Regions from separate parts of the Mus musculus genome. Here region 2 is linked to region 1. A link is a loop called in an ENCODE intact Hi-C map of the cell type or tissue named here. Cell type or tissue: left cerebral cortex. All regions are shown on one strand. Each heading gives the region's core, and the rest is flanking DNA. Links, peaks and the distances in the headings are about the cores only.

Region 1 (7,787 bases), core at 1,725-6,724:
TGGTCAGGCTTTGGCCCAGTGACAGTTTGTCAGTATCCTTAACCAGGAGGACAATGAGTGTAATGATGTGCAAACAGGGGTGGGGTAGCATCTAGCAACGGGGTCTCAGATCTCTCATCCACAAAGAGATCGAAAGGTTTAGTCACTTCTGGCAATCCCAAAGCTGGTGTAGAAATTCCTCTCTGGGGCTGGTGAGATGGCTCAGTGGTTAAGATCGCCAACTGCTCTTCCAAAGGTCTCGAATTCAAATCCCAGCAACCACATGGTGGCTCACAACCATCTGTAACAAAATCTGATGCTCTCTTCTGGAGTGTCTGAAGACAGCTATAGTGTACTTACATATAATAAATAAATAGATAGATAGATAGATAGATAGATAGATAGATAGATAGATAGATAAATAAATAAATAAATAAAATATTAAAAAAAAAAGAAATTCCTCTCTGGCCTTGGAGAACCACCTCTGACTTTCTCTTAATATGTTTCTCCCAGGTTTAGGGAGGTTGCCTGTGGTTGGCAGAGGCTCCTGGCTCTCATCTAGGCATTTTTTTTTTTGGTTGGTTGGTTTCTGCTGTCACCAAGAGATGACTCATAAACTGTTGGACAGACTTTATCTTTAGGTTCTAGCAAGACAGAATATTTGGCTCTATGATCAACAAGGAAGCTGGTGGGTTTCCCCTCTATTTTTAGGGCTACCCTGGGCATCTTTTAAGGTGATGGTTTGAATAGGCTTTTTCTTCTTGGGGCATTATCTAGCCCAGTGACCCTCTTTCTTATAAAAAGCACATTGGTTCTTTCTCAAGTGGAGGCGTTTTATCTTTAGGGGCCCCCTTATCTCTTTTTCTGGAAGCCATCTGTTTCGGGCATCTCTTACAGACTTCTGATTCAGTCCAGCCGTGGCTGTCAACAGGATCTTTGTCAGGTCATAAGTCTGCTGCTTCCGCTCTTTAAACTGTCTTTTCTGTGTTTTTTCCCCCCCTAAGTAGGTTTGGCCTCTCATCTTGAGTTCAGATCCTCAGCACACACATAAAAATCTGGGTGTGGTGGTACCTAACTGGCCGCTGCAGATAGGCAGGTCCCTGGCACTCACCCGCCAGCGAAAGAGCTGGAATCAGTGAGAAAGGCTGCCTCAAAAAAACAAGGAGGAAGACACTCAGTGTTGATCTCTGGTCTCTACTTACGCAGGCTCGTGCACGCACACACTCAGACACACACACACACAGAGACATACAGAGACACACACAGACACATAGAGACACACAGACACATAGAGACACACACACACAGACACACATAGAGACACACAGACACAAACACACACACACACACACACACACACACACACACACACACACACACAAAATAAGCCCTGCTTTAATTTCCATCTGCTGCCCTGTGAGGTTCAGACTCATGACTACAGAATCCGCTCTCACCTGAATATCCAACCAGTTTGCTTGTCATCACTACAGATTTTGGACTTAGCTCCCAAAAGGTGTAAGACAGATCCTTAAAATAAATCTCTCTCATATATCTGTGTATTACATTTACATGTATACATACCTATAATGTACAGAGGATATAATTTATCCCGTTGGCTCTGCTTCTCTGGAGAATCCTAATAAGGATTTTATAAGGTTCTTTTTATGTTTTTATTAACACATTAATCATACATAATAATGGGCTTCATCATGACATTTTCATATGCATATATAATGAATTTTGATCACAGTTACCCCCATCTCTCTCTCTTCTGTTCCTATTCCTGCTGATATCTTCCAGTTTTGTAAGGGAAGAGGGACATTTTGGCCTACAAGGGTTTGTTGTTGTTGTTGTTTTATTTTTGAGATTATAATCACATGCATGTCTGTGCATGCACATATGCATGTGTGTGAATGCACATATTTGTGTGTGTGACCCAATGGGTTTCTTTGGGTTGCTTCCAGGAACATGAGTGCCTTACCGTTGAAGAAAACCTAAATACCTCTTCTTCTTCCAGCGACCATTAAGTATCTGATCCTGAGAAAGAGAGGGGGCCTTGCGAGTCCCTCGCCCATGACAGGATGTCCAAGGGCCTGATCCTGTTCAGGTCTTATATAGTTAGTTACAGCTATACATATACAAATGCATCCTGCTCTCTATAATGTTACTTGTCTGTATTTTCAGAGCTGACCACTTGGTATAGATAACCAACTGGTGTGCTCTTCCCTGGGGAAGACAGTCTGTCCCCTTCTCAGTCCTGCCCATCTCCTCAGTCTTCCCAGCAGCAGCCACAATCGTACCGTCTAGCTCTGCTGGGCAGCCAACAGCCCTGCCAATCGTCTTATTGTTTTGGGGGGCCTAGAAGGTAGCCTGCCCCTGACACTGTGGTTTTCATCTCAGAACCCGTAGCTTCTGGGGACAGCATTACCCGCCTATGCGTGGCATCTCCAATCTAGTTTCACGTCGGCGGATGGGATGTGTGTACATGTGGGTGGGTGCCTTCAGAGTCCAGAAGAGGGTGAGATCCCCAGGAGCTGGAGTTACAAGTTGCTGTGAGCTGCCTGACACTGGTGCTGGAAAGGGAATTCTTCAAGAGTGGCCAGTGTGCTTAACCCCTGAGCCATCTCTCTGCTACTAATTTTATCTTTTCATTAGCTTGCTAAGTGTCAGCTTTTCATGTACTCTTAGTTTGAGCCAAACGTATTATTGGGGTTCTGAAGAGAACAGAACTTATAAAATAAGTGTGTTTTTGTGTTTGTGTGTGTTTGTGTGTGTTTGTGTGTGTGTGTGTGTGTGTGTGTGTGTGTGTAGACATAGATGTATGATTTATTAGAGTGGCTTACAGACTGTGGTCCAACAAGAGCTGTCTACCAACGTAAGGTCCAAGAACTCAGTTCTTGGTGAATACGCAGGACTGAATGTCTCTGCTGGTTTGGGGCACACACTAGAATCTCAAAGACGTGGGCTCTGATGCCACTGAAGAAATGGGCTTGCCAGTGAGACTGAGGGCTAGCAGGCAAAGAGCAGAATCTTCCTTCTCCCACATCCTTTATGGCTGCCACTCGAAGGTGTGGCCCAGATTAAAGGTGGATTTCCCCAACTCAGAAGATCTAGATTAAAAGTGGGTCTTCACATTTCAAATGATTTTAGGGAAAAAAAAAAATCCCTCACTGGCGGCCCCAACCTCGGATTTTAGTTAACTCCAGATGTAGTCATTACCAGCAGGCCCAGCCATCACCCTGCAGCATCCCCATCCTTTCCTCCTCTGTCTGCCCCGCCCCCACCTAAACAATCCCATCCCCAGCATTCCACCTCCTTCTTTCATATCATACATCTTCGACTCCCTTCCTACTACCAGGAAACCCCTCCCCTCTCATGGACCCTGCTCTAGTTCCCTGGTCTATGTACACACTCGCTCCCACGTTAATGCACACACATAAAAACCCAAAGCCGGGATCTGCATATGCAAGACATGAACCATTAGCTTGCCATAGCTGGGTCACCTCACTTAACATAATGTTTTCCAATCCCATCTAATTTTCCCACAAAATTTGTACTTTATTTTTCATTACCACCAAGTAAATTCCATTGCGCATATGCACCTTGTTTTCTTTATCCGTTCAAAAGCTTTTCATTAAAAAGTGAAAAGGCAACTGAAAGGAACTTGGTATGGGGCATCAGTGGGGCAGACCCCTGCACAGGAGGAGGGCAGCTGGGGCCAGTGCTGTCCTACCAGGGTTGCCAACGATACTCACCAGAGCAGACATCTTGAGAAGACCTTCTTGTTCCCTTTGTTCTGTGTGTGTGTGTGTGTGTGTGTGTGTGTGTGTGTGTGTGTGTGTCTGTGTGTGTGCTGTGTCTGTGTGTGTCTGTGTGTGTGTGCTGTGTCTGTGTGTGTCTGTCTGTGTGTGTCTGTGTGTATGTGTCACTGTTTCTGTCTCTCTGCTTCTTTCTCTCTCCCTCTCTCCCCTTAACTTCCCTCCCTTTCTCCCTCCTTTCCACCTTTATTCGGTTACAGGAATATTCTCAACCAGCACACAGCAGACCAGAGCAGACAACCAACATTGGAAAGTAAATGTCCCTGAAGTAGCTTCATCATAATGGTTGAAGACTAGCGCATGAAGAGCCCAGTTTCATCACTTTCTCCCACAGTCCCCAGGTAACCAATGTAACCCCTCAGTTGCCCGCAGAGGTTAATTTCTCACCAACATGCACTGTGCTTTCTTTCTTCTTTCCTTCTGTTTCATTTCTTCCCTGCTCCAGGAATAGTTCTAGGAATCACATCACTGATAAAATACTTGTATTCAGATCTTTGTCTCAGGGATTGTTTCTGGGGTGGGGGTTAGGAGGGAACGACCAATCTAAAATAGGCCCAGGAATCTAACTATTTGTATTGTGGTTAAATAATGTGGTATTGTAAAGGCATCATCTAAAGCAATAAAAAAAATCGAGATGGAGTCCAGAAAGGGACCCACTGGCATATAAGCACTCGGATGTTCAGGGGAGGGGAAAGGACAACTATGCCATGAATTAAATCTGACTCCCATTTGTGGACTCAAAAACCAATTCCTGATCGTGAGCTGGTGAATAACAAAGCAGAACTCCCTGACGATGCACTAAGAAGATACCTGCATCACTTTTTAGGAAGTGGCAGGTCAGGCAGATTTCTTCTCCACACACAAAACAGCACGAAGCCAGCTCTCTGCCTCGCACGGTAGGGACTAATAAATTCCTGCCACAAAAGACATCCTGTCTATACAGCATGTGTGCATCTGTCCACTAGATGGCAGCAGAAGTCCTTGTTTATCGCCCATTATGACAAAAATGTGTCCAAGACAGCAACAAAAAAGGTCTGTAGTTGAAAGACCTAAAAGGGAAGGAGGAAAAACAAGATGTCCTATTAAATTTGAACTTTGGATAAAGAAGAAAAAGTACAAACATCCACACGTACACATGTAAACACACAGAAAAATAGTGAGGTATCTTTCACACTGGACTCCATGGCACAGACCTGTTATTCCAGTTTCTCAGGAGGCTGTGGCAGAAGGGATCAACCCTTGGTTCCCTGAGCAACCAAGAAAGCTCTCACCTCAAAATGATAGAAAAGTCTATGGGGCCATCAAGGTGGTTCTGTGAATAAAGCGCCTGAGCTAGGTCTGACAGCCTGAGTTCAATCCCTGGGACCCACAGAGTGGAAGGAGATGGCTCACCCTACAAGCTGGCCTTCGACCTCCTCACATACACAAACACATTCATGCGCACACTGTGCGAGCATAAGTGCATTCACACTAAATAAACAAAACGTAATCAAAGTTGTAAGTTTACACAAGAAGACTGGGGCTGGGGATACGGCTGAGGCACATGGCCCTACGTTTAATCAGAAAGGTGTTGTTGTTGTTGTTGTTGTTGTTGTTGTTGTTTACTGTTTACCTAGTATCCATATTTACTTGAGTATCCTCTATTTTATATGATTTTCTACTGAAGGGTACAAAAAAGTCACTCCATAATTGAGAGTTATTGTCTTGAAATAAAAGTTATTTGATGAATTGGACTATAAGAAAGATTTCTAGTCATCAAAAGGTGCCATCAAGTGGCAAGGGAAAGGCACAGAGTGGGCGCACTGTCTAAACCATGTGTGGAGGCAAGAGCTTTCTTTAACCCCAGCACTCAGGAGACAGAGGCAAGGGAAGCTCAGGCCAGCCAGGGCTACGTAGTGAGGGGGGGTGTATCACATGTATGTAGACACAGACCACAGCTGTCACCCGAAGACTTTATTCTGAGCCAAATATGAGTGGCCATAGCCGAGGAACCCAGAATTCAGATTGCCCTGAATAAACTATTCCACCATGGAAAATGCTTGCATGTTTCTATAGTCATAGAACAAGAGATAGTCGTGACTCAAGGTATTTACCAACACACTGGTGTAGACAGCAGATGGACAGGTTACAGCAAAGTGCAGAAAAATTTGCCATGGCATTCGGATGCTTTCTGATGCCATCCCGAGCACATGGCTGGTGTAAAGCTGTGGTCTACTACAAATCCACCCCCAGAGGTTTTGTCTGATAGTCAGAGGATGTCAGGTCAGATGCAGATGATGGGCAATGAGTGAGATGGAGATAACCCAGAATAATCTGCTCTGAATCTGCACTATTCCAACTCTTTTCTAAAGCTCTAATCAGCCTTTGTGGAATCTTAACACAGGTGTGGCTTTTTCCTTGGAACTTAGTCTACAAATAGGAACAAAGAACTCTCACATACACAACTTGTAAAGTATGCATTTCAATGATAAGCAAAGGTCAGATGGACAGGTGTGGACAGGCATGGCAGCACACACCTTTAATCCCAGCACTCAGGAAGCTGAAGAAGGGAGATCTCTGTAAATCCAGATAAAATTAGACAACTCTGGCTGGAGAGATGGCTCAGTGGTTAAGAGCACCGACTGCTCTTCCAGAGGTCCTGAGTTCAATTCCCAGAAACCACATGGTGGCTCACAACCATCTGCAATGGAGTCTGATGCCCTCTTCTGGTGTGTGTCTGAAGAGAGCAATGGTGTACTCATATAAAATAAATAAATAAATCTTTAAAAAAAATAAAATAAATAGTTGACAACTCAATAAAAGCAAAATCAAAAGACTTGAACAAAGAAATTAACAAAATAATACATGTTTAAGCTACTGTTAGTAATTAAATTACTAATAAACGTGCCGACCTTTGAACTGCATTAGTTACCAGGAGAACACAAAATAGGCCCCAAAGCAATAGCGTAATACACTCACAAGAATGGTTACAATTGAAAAGATGATAATTCCAGGGGGAGAAACAAGAACTCTTATCCACTGTTATAATAATTTACAACTTCAATATGCCCATATAAAAACATAGTCTAGTTATTATAATTATAAGCTATGTGCCTAGGTTGGGCAAATCTGGTGCTATATACTGACTTATTCCCCAGCTATGAGATCCTTTTTGACTTGTGGTTTCTCTTGGTCACTTGGTGCTGCTCTATCATGGCTTCCTCCTCCTCCTCCTCCTCTTCCTCCTCTTCCTCCTCCTTCCTCCTCCTCCTTCTCCTTCTCCTCTTCTTCTTCCTCTTCCTCCTCCTCTTCTGTCCTCTCTCTCTTCTCTTCTTGTCCTCTCCCTCACTCCCCCAAATCTCTCATCCCACCTTCCCCCTCCACTGCCCAAGCACAGGCTCTAGCCTTTATTGACCAGTTAGGATGGGGAGAAAGTTCACATGAGATCACCTGACTATGGGATTGACGGCTGATCCATTGTGGGCAATCCCTTTCGTGGAAACAGAATTAACATCAGAATACAAACAGCACCAGGGCAACCCACAACATTTCCCCCTTTTGCCCAATTAAAAAGGCTCTTTCTCTCAATATAAATTAGGCACAACTATAACAATTATGTAAATTATAAAGTATGAAATACATTTAACATGTAGTCCATCATATTTGTCAATTTAGATAAAGCATTCTACCATCTCTCCTAACTTAAAGAGTTTACAGTTCCGTGCCTGAATTATGCTGAGTTTAACTTGCATTGCCATCTGAAATCCATCCTTTCACATCTGGAACTTCTTCTTTAATGCTGAACAGTTTAGGTTCAATTATGAGACTATAACTAGTCTTCAACCCCGTCAGAGATCTGAGAAGAAATTAAATTAAATATTACCTGAATATGTAGGAAGCACAAAGACCAAACATATACAATTTGTAGAGACAGCTGGCTGCCTGCACAGTGCCTTAATTCCTTATGAAGGTGTGCAATGCTCGTATGTGTGGAATGCTCAGTTCCACACC
Region 2 (6,393 bases), core at 1-5,000, 97 kb after region 1:
CGGCCCCCATGGATCCGGCCGGAGCCCCCAGGTCCCGCCTGGGTGGGAGGGGGAAGCTCTGGACGCTGCTGTAGCTTCACGCGAGGGTAGCTCCCTCCCTCCCTTTCTCTGAGACGCCCCCTCTTCTGTCGCTGCCGCCTCCCTCCGGACGCCCCCTCGTTATTATAGAAACTTTTCCAAACTTTTTTCTCCCAAACTTCTTCAAAGCGGCCCCCCCCCAGCCTGTCTCTGATTGGTTACCCGGGATGCACCGGCCCCTCCTCCATGGATGAGATGGGAAAACCACGCGCCCCTAGTTCCCCCCCCCCCCGCCCCCGGTCATCTCTCCAGTCCCACCCCCTCCAAAGAGGGAGAAAAAACTGAATTGGAAAATGGTCCCTTCAAACGTTATAGAACCCTAATGGTACCTATTGGCCCACAGTTGTGACAATCATTTCCCACCGAAAGCCCAAACCTCAGCCTATTTAGTCCCAGCGTAGGGGGTGGGGAGGTCCGGGTCCCCTCGCCTTAAAGAGGCCATATTTTTGTCACCCGTCCCCCATTGTAGCAGGCCCACGGTACATTCTGAAGAGCAGGATAGCCAAAATCTCCCAAGAAAGGGCACCTCACTGTCCTTTCCATCCAAATCTTGAGTTGAAGAGAGATCTGGGATTGAGAGAGGCTCTGAGCTGCTCTGTAGAGGAGGCCATTCCTCCACCCTCGCTGAGACCACTCTACCTGGACCTCCAAGGAGCCTTTGCAGTTCTTAGCCACCACCTCCACAAGCCACCCCCCACCATTCCCTTAAGATGAAGAACTTCTAGCTGTCCCAGAAGCCTCTCAGAACTTTCGAACCCCAGGAAGCCTTTGAAGGCCCATAGCCCGCTGGGCGTAGATCCAGGCCAGGCTTTGCTGATACCCTTGTCCCAGCCACCTAGATAGGCCATTAATTAGCCTTGGAGGAGATAGTCGGCTCCTTCGTCCCAAAAGCTGCAGATCTCTGGGCTCGCTGATCCCAAGACGTTCTGCTCCCGGCCATCCTAAATTCCTGGCCGGGTTTAGAAAAGGCCAGAAGCTAAAAACTTAGGCCCACCGGCTGGACACCTGTCACCTGGGCAGGGAAGGAAGACCCGGTCAGGAGTTTCTAGGAAGGGCGAGCATAAAGAGGTCCCATTTGGAAGAGAAAGAATAGAACGGGAGATTCTTGATTCGGACTGGAGGCGCTGCAAGACAGGGGAGCAGTCACCATTCTCCTTGCATGCTTACCACATGCTCCAAACTTCCCTAATAAACCTGGCAAATCTCCAGTCTCTAAATCTCTCAGGCTCCGACCCGCGTCCCCCAACAGCAAACCCCAGTCCAGCACCTAAAGGGTTAAGCGCCGGCCCTCTGGTCAGACGTTTACAAACACTCGGGAGCCGGGCGGGGACCGCGCCCATTACTCTAATGAGAAACAGGCTCTGCGGGGCAGAGGGAAGGGGGGCTGGCCTGGCGGGCCTCAGCTCCTTGGCGGCGGAGGCGGCGCCCCTCCCTCCCCTCAGTCCTCCCTCGAGCCAGTCCTGGGGACCCCCCCAGCCCCCGGGGACCCCAGTGACGTGCGGCGCTGCCCCGGCTGCAAGCCCAGGGCCGCGAGGCGGGAGGGGCAGGGAGGAGAAGCTTGGCGGGCGGGAGAGAAGAATGTTCCGAGGCCGAGCCGGGAGAGGGCCTGGTTTGATTCCCCCCTCCCCGCCCCCCTCTCTCCCCTTGGGTTCTTCTCAGGTTACATTCCCGTCTTGCTTCACCTCCGAACTGGAGGAACTCACGGTTAGGGGGCGCGAGGAACACCTCGAGAACATCTACCACCCTGCACCTAAGAGAAGGGTGGGCAGAGGTGGGAATCCAAGGAGAACAGACCCGGAAACTCGGCCGGGGCCCTGCTCCCTCATACCCCCCGCTCAGCGGCACAAGCAGACGCGCACATTCTTTTCAAATGTCATATTTCCTTTGATCCTGGGCAGTGTTTCTCCATATGTCTGGCTCAGCCTCTGCCCAGCAAACCACCTCCCCACCCACCCCGCTTTGTTTTCCTGGAGAACCCTCCCCCTTCCCTCGTCTGGAAGACCAGGGCTGGCTGACTTCGACTTTCTTTCCCTTCTCCTCCCAGTGACTCAATTTCCCCACCGTGGTGTTGCAAAAGAAAGGAGGCAGAAGAGAGAACAGTTTGGCGCGAGTGAGGTATTAATGTCAATGATTTCTCAGAAAGACAAACTATTTTGGAGTAGGGCATCTTCTATTGCAAACTCTCCAGTCTGCCGAAGCTTAGACAGAGGGACAGAACATATGACCTCTGATTTGTCCACATTGGCCTTGAGGTCGAGGACTGGTAGTTAAGTTTAGGTTGTCCTACACTACTGCCCCCTGGCGACCACAAAGCACAGTTGCCCTTCCTTCCTCTTGGCGGTTTCTCCTGCCACCTTGTGGGTTTTATACCTCCTCTGCCCCCTAGCGTACCCACCTGAACAGAGTTCACTTGTAATTAGACTTTGCTTTTTGCTTTGTTCTGTTCGTTCAGTTTGGTTGCTCTAAAGCAGCTGTTCTCAACCTGCGGATCCCCGAAACCATCAGAAATACCAGATACTTATATTATGATTCATAACAGTGGCAAACTTACAGTTAGGAAGTAGCAACGAAAATAATTTTATGACTGAGGGTCAGCATAACATGAAGAATTAAAGGATCGCAGCATTAGGAGGGCTGAGAACTACTGCTCTAGAGACGGTCTCAAGTAGTCCAGATTGTCTTGGAACTCCTCTTTATCCTTGTCTTTCCCCCTCCCACGTGCTGGAATTTTAAACTAATCATGCCTTTCCCTGTTTGTGTTCTGTATTCTAAAAGGTATTATTCTATAGATTTGAAAGTGGACCTTACATTGCATACACTAGAAAGATTTTGCTGATAGGACCCTGATATAGCTGTCTCTAGTGAGACTACGCCGGGGCCTAGGAAACACATAAGTGGATGCTCACAGTCAGCTATTGGATGGGTCACACGGCCCCCAATAGAGGAGCTAGAAAAAATACCCAAGGAGCTAAAGGGATCTGCAACCCTATAGGTGGAACAACAATATGAACTAACCAGTACCCCGGAGCTCTTGTCTCTAGCTGCATATGTATCAAAAAATGGCCTAGTCGGCCATCAGTGGAAAGAGAGGCCCATTGGTCATGCAAACTTTATATGCCCCAGTACAGGGGAATGCCAGGGCCAAAAAGTGGGAGTGAGGGGGGTAGGGGAGTGGGGGGGGTATGGGGGACTTTTGGGATAGCATTGGAAATGTAAATGAGGAAAATACCTAAAAAAAAAAGTGGACCTTAGTTTTTTTTTAATTATACAAAATGCATTCTCTTTGTAAATGATCCAAGTCAGACAAAATATGTAGTTATTTCTGATAGTCCAGTTTTGTATCTATTTAGTATATGCTTGAAAACAAACACGATCTTTTATGTGCACGAGATCATGGTAAACATACTTTTTTTTAAGATTTATTTATTTATTATTTATATGTAAGTACACTGTAGCTGTCTTCAGACACTTCAGAAGAGGGAGTCAGATCTCATTATGGATGGTTGTGAGCCACCATGTGGTTGCTGGGATTTGAACTCGGGACCTTTGGAAGAGCAGTCGGGTGCTCTTACCCACTGAGCCATCTCACCAGCCCAACATACTTTTTCTTGACTTGCCTTTATGTCCTCAATTAATAAACGGCAGCTGGATCTCGTGTCAGGCTTGTAATCTCAGTTCTCAGGAGACTGAGACAAGGGGATGTACCAGTTAGAGGCCAGTCCTGGCTACATAACAAGAGTCTGTGAGAAAAGAAAGGGGGCGGGAGAGAACATTATCTATAGATCTTCTATAAGTACATGTGCATCTATCTGAAAGTGGCAATTACTCATAGGCCTGGGAAATCCCACGTTGCCTGCTGCGATTCGGGGAGTCATCGACAACATTACCATGACCTGAGCCCTGTGAACTACAATGAGGCAGCAATAGCATCATGAATGTTTTGGGGGTAACCAACTTCTTTCTGGTTGGATTTGAGGTCTGATCCAAACACATGCTTGTTTGGTACTGTAAAGGTGACCGGAAATCCATGGCTGGTAGCTCTCAGTGGTAAACCTACCTCGGAGTGTGGGCTCGGGTCCTGGAGGCTTCCCACCAACATCTCCTGCCCAGCCAGGTGAGAGGATTCAGGCCAACGGGAGCAGGGAAGGGGAATCACCTCCGCCACTGCAGCTGCCTCCACCTCCAACTCTGCCGCTTCAGTTGCTCCAAGACACTGCACCAGTCACTCTGTGCTGAGGGCCAGGCTGAGCCAGCAGAAGGCTGACTAACCAATGAGGGGTGCGGGGAGCTTCTGGGGACATGTTCAGGTGAGTAGATCTCTTCCCTAAGCGATGGTGTTACAGCTCTTATGACAAAAGCTCTCAGACGACAGAGTAGTTCTCACACACCTTTATTCCTTCTGGATAGGATCCTTATAAACAGTTTTAGGTGGGTCAGGGTCTGACAGCAGGTACTTCCCATTGGCTTGGTCTGAGAGCTTGGGGATACCTTATCTACCTGTGGGAGGTTTAGGGTGCTGCTCCTACATGACTAATGGCTACAAACCTCTCTACGGGGGGGGGGGTGTAGCTATGTGACGGGACTGGTGCCTGAAAATAGGCAAAATGCCTACTGTCCCTTCAGAATCTCCGGGTTTCAAGCCTTAGCTCAACCAGGAGCCAGGCTACCTCTCACAGCCCGCCGCCCCACAAAGAAGTGTCAAACTGTTCTCTAAATGTGAAGTTCTACATTCTAATCTTGTAAGCCTTATTAAATCTAAATCCTCAGGTGATTGAAACCGGGAGATACTCATAGCTACATCTTGTCCTCATACTAGCCCTGTCCAAAAGGACCTAGCTCCCTCCTGCTTCCTCTCTACCTCAGTCCAACCCGAAAGTCCCACCTACTCGCCCAGTGATTGGCTCCTTTATTCATTAGGGGATTGGTTCACAAGAAGTCACCTGAGTATGACTCACTCCTTGTCCCAGGCCCTTCCAGGAGAGTGGAATTAGCATCAACATACAAACAACACCAGGCCCATCCACAACAACATGCACAACATAAATTGGACTCAGTGTGTTATTTTTAAAAAACAAAATATTATTAGGTTGGGTCTAGAAAGATGGATGGTTCAGTGGTTAAGAACACTTGATGTTCCTCCAAGGGATCCAGGCTTTGTTCCCCAGTACCCAAATGGTGGCTAACAACCATCTGTAACTCCAGGTCCAATGTATCTGATGCCCTCCTCTGGCTTCTGAGAGCACCAGGCATGCATGCGGTACACAGACATACACACAAGCAAAACATACACACATAGTGAGATCTTTTCTCAAGAAAATAATAAAAATCAAAAACTCTATAAGAATTTTTTTTTTAGTATTGGTTGTGATTAAACCAATAATAATCGATAGCCAGAAAAGATATGCAGGGCCAAGCGTGCTGACGCAAGCCTTTAATCCCAACATGCTACACCAAAGCAAACAAATCTCTGTGAGTTCAATGCCACCCTGGTCTACACTGAGAGATCAAAGCCAGCCCAGGGCTAATAGTGAGGCTCTGTCAAAAGAAAGAAACAAAGAGACTGGGTGGAGGAGATAGCTCAGTGGGTAAAACTCTGGCTGTGCAATTGTGAGGACCTGAGTTCAAATCCCCAGAGCCCACATAAGGGTGCATTAGGTAGATTGCTTCTGCAATCCTGCTATTTCTCAGGCAAGATGAGAAGACTCTTGAGACAGGAGAGGCTCTGAAAGCTCACAGGCCAGCTAACCTGATATAGTTTAAAAAGGCAAACAAAGAGGTGCTATCTCCAGGTGGAAGGCTAGGAGATAACCAAGATCGTCTTTTGACCTAAAGGCATACACCTTAGCACAGGCATTGCCCCCTTCACTATGCGTTCAGACACACACACACACACACACACACACACACACACATAAAGAAATGCAGGTTGTAAATAAATAAATAAATAAATAAACAAATATATTTACCTCAAATACATAGTAATGCCAAATATATATGGGTAGATCAGTAGGTAAACGGCTGTATGATAGAAAGTGTTGCAGTATATCCCCAGCCCCAATAAGCCCATGCAAAAACCACACAACTCAGTTACAATATTTATAAGCTGCACCCCTAGATTGGGCATATGTATACCACTACACTACTCTATTCCCCAGCTATGAGATCCCTTGCTACTTGTGGCTTCTCAAAGCCTCGTGGTTCTTCTCCATCTTCCTTCCACCTCCTCTTCCTCTCTCTTCTTCCCTTCCCCACTCTCTATAACCTCCAGCCCCCCTTTCCCCTCCACTGCCCAATCACAGGCTCTAGCCTTTATTT

The links. A loop is a pair of places that touch in the nucleus more often than their neighbours do. Peaks named below come from ENCODE experiments on the same cell type or tissue, not always from the same donor. Only the 100,000 strongest peaks of a DNase experiment are listed, where the experiment ranks them.
Region 2: it touches region 1 in a loop (10-fold over the local background); 16 of 42 quality-filtered maps call a loop at or near these places.

Annotation. Positions count from the first base shown.
Region 1 is chr14:55,915,840-55,923,626 of GRCm38, reverse strand. No RefSeq gene overlaps it. Among named protein-coding and RNA genes, the nearest start is that of Sdr39u1, 20 kb to the right of the region's middle. In left cerebral cortex, for the core only: a CTCF peak has its summit at 4,735 (motif pointing right); a DNase peak (open chromatin) is centred at 4,756.
Region 2 is chr14:55,818,654-55,825,046 of GRCm38, reverse strand. It overlaps Nfatc4 (nuclear factor of activated T cells, cytoplasmic, calcineurin dependent 4), which reads right to left and starts at 252. Exons shown (of 10, transcript NM_023699.3): 1 at 1-252. The coding sequence starts at 10. Gm41159 (a long non-coding RNA gene) reads left to right here and starts at 1,458. Exons shown (of 3, transcript XR_874646.3): 1 at 1,458-1,849; 2 at 2,123-2,193; 3 at 4,092-5,019. In left cerebral cortex, for the core only: a CTCF peak has its summit at 2,409 (motif pointing left); DNase peaks (open chromatin) are centred at 1,506 and 2,386; H3K4me3 peaks cover 1,662 bases; H3K27ac peaks cover 1,802 bases.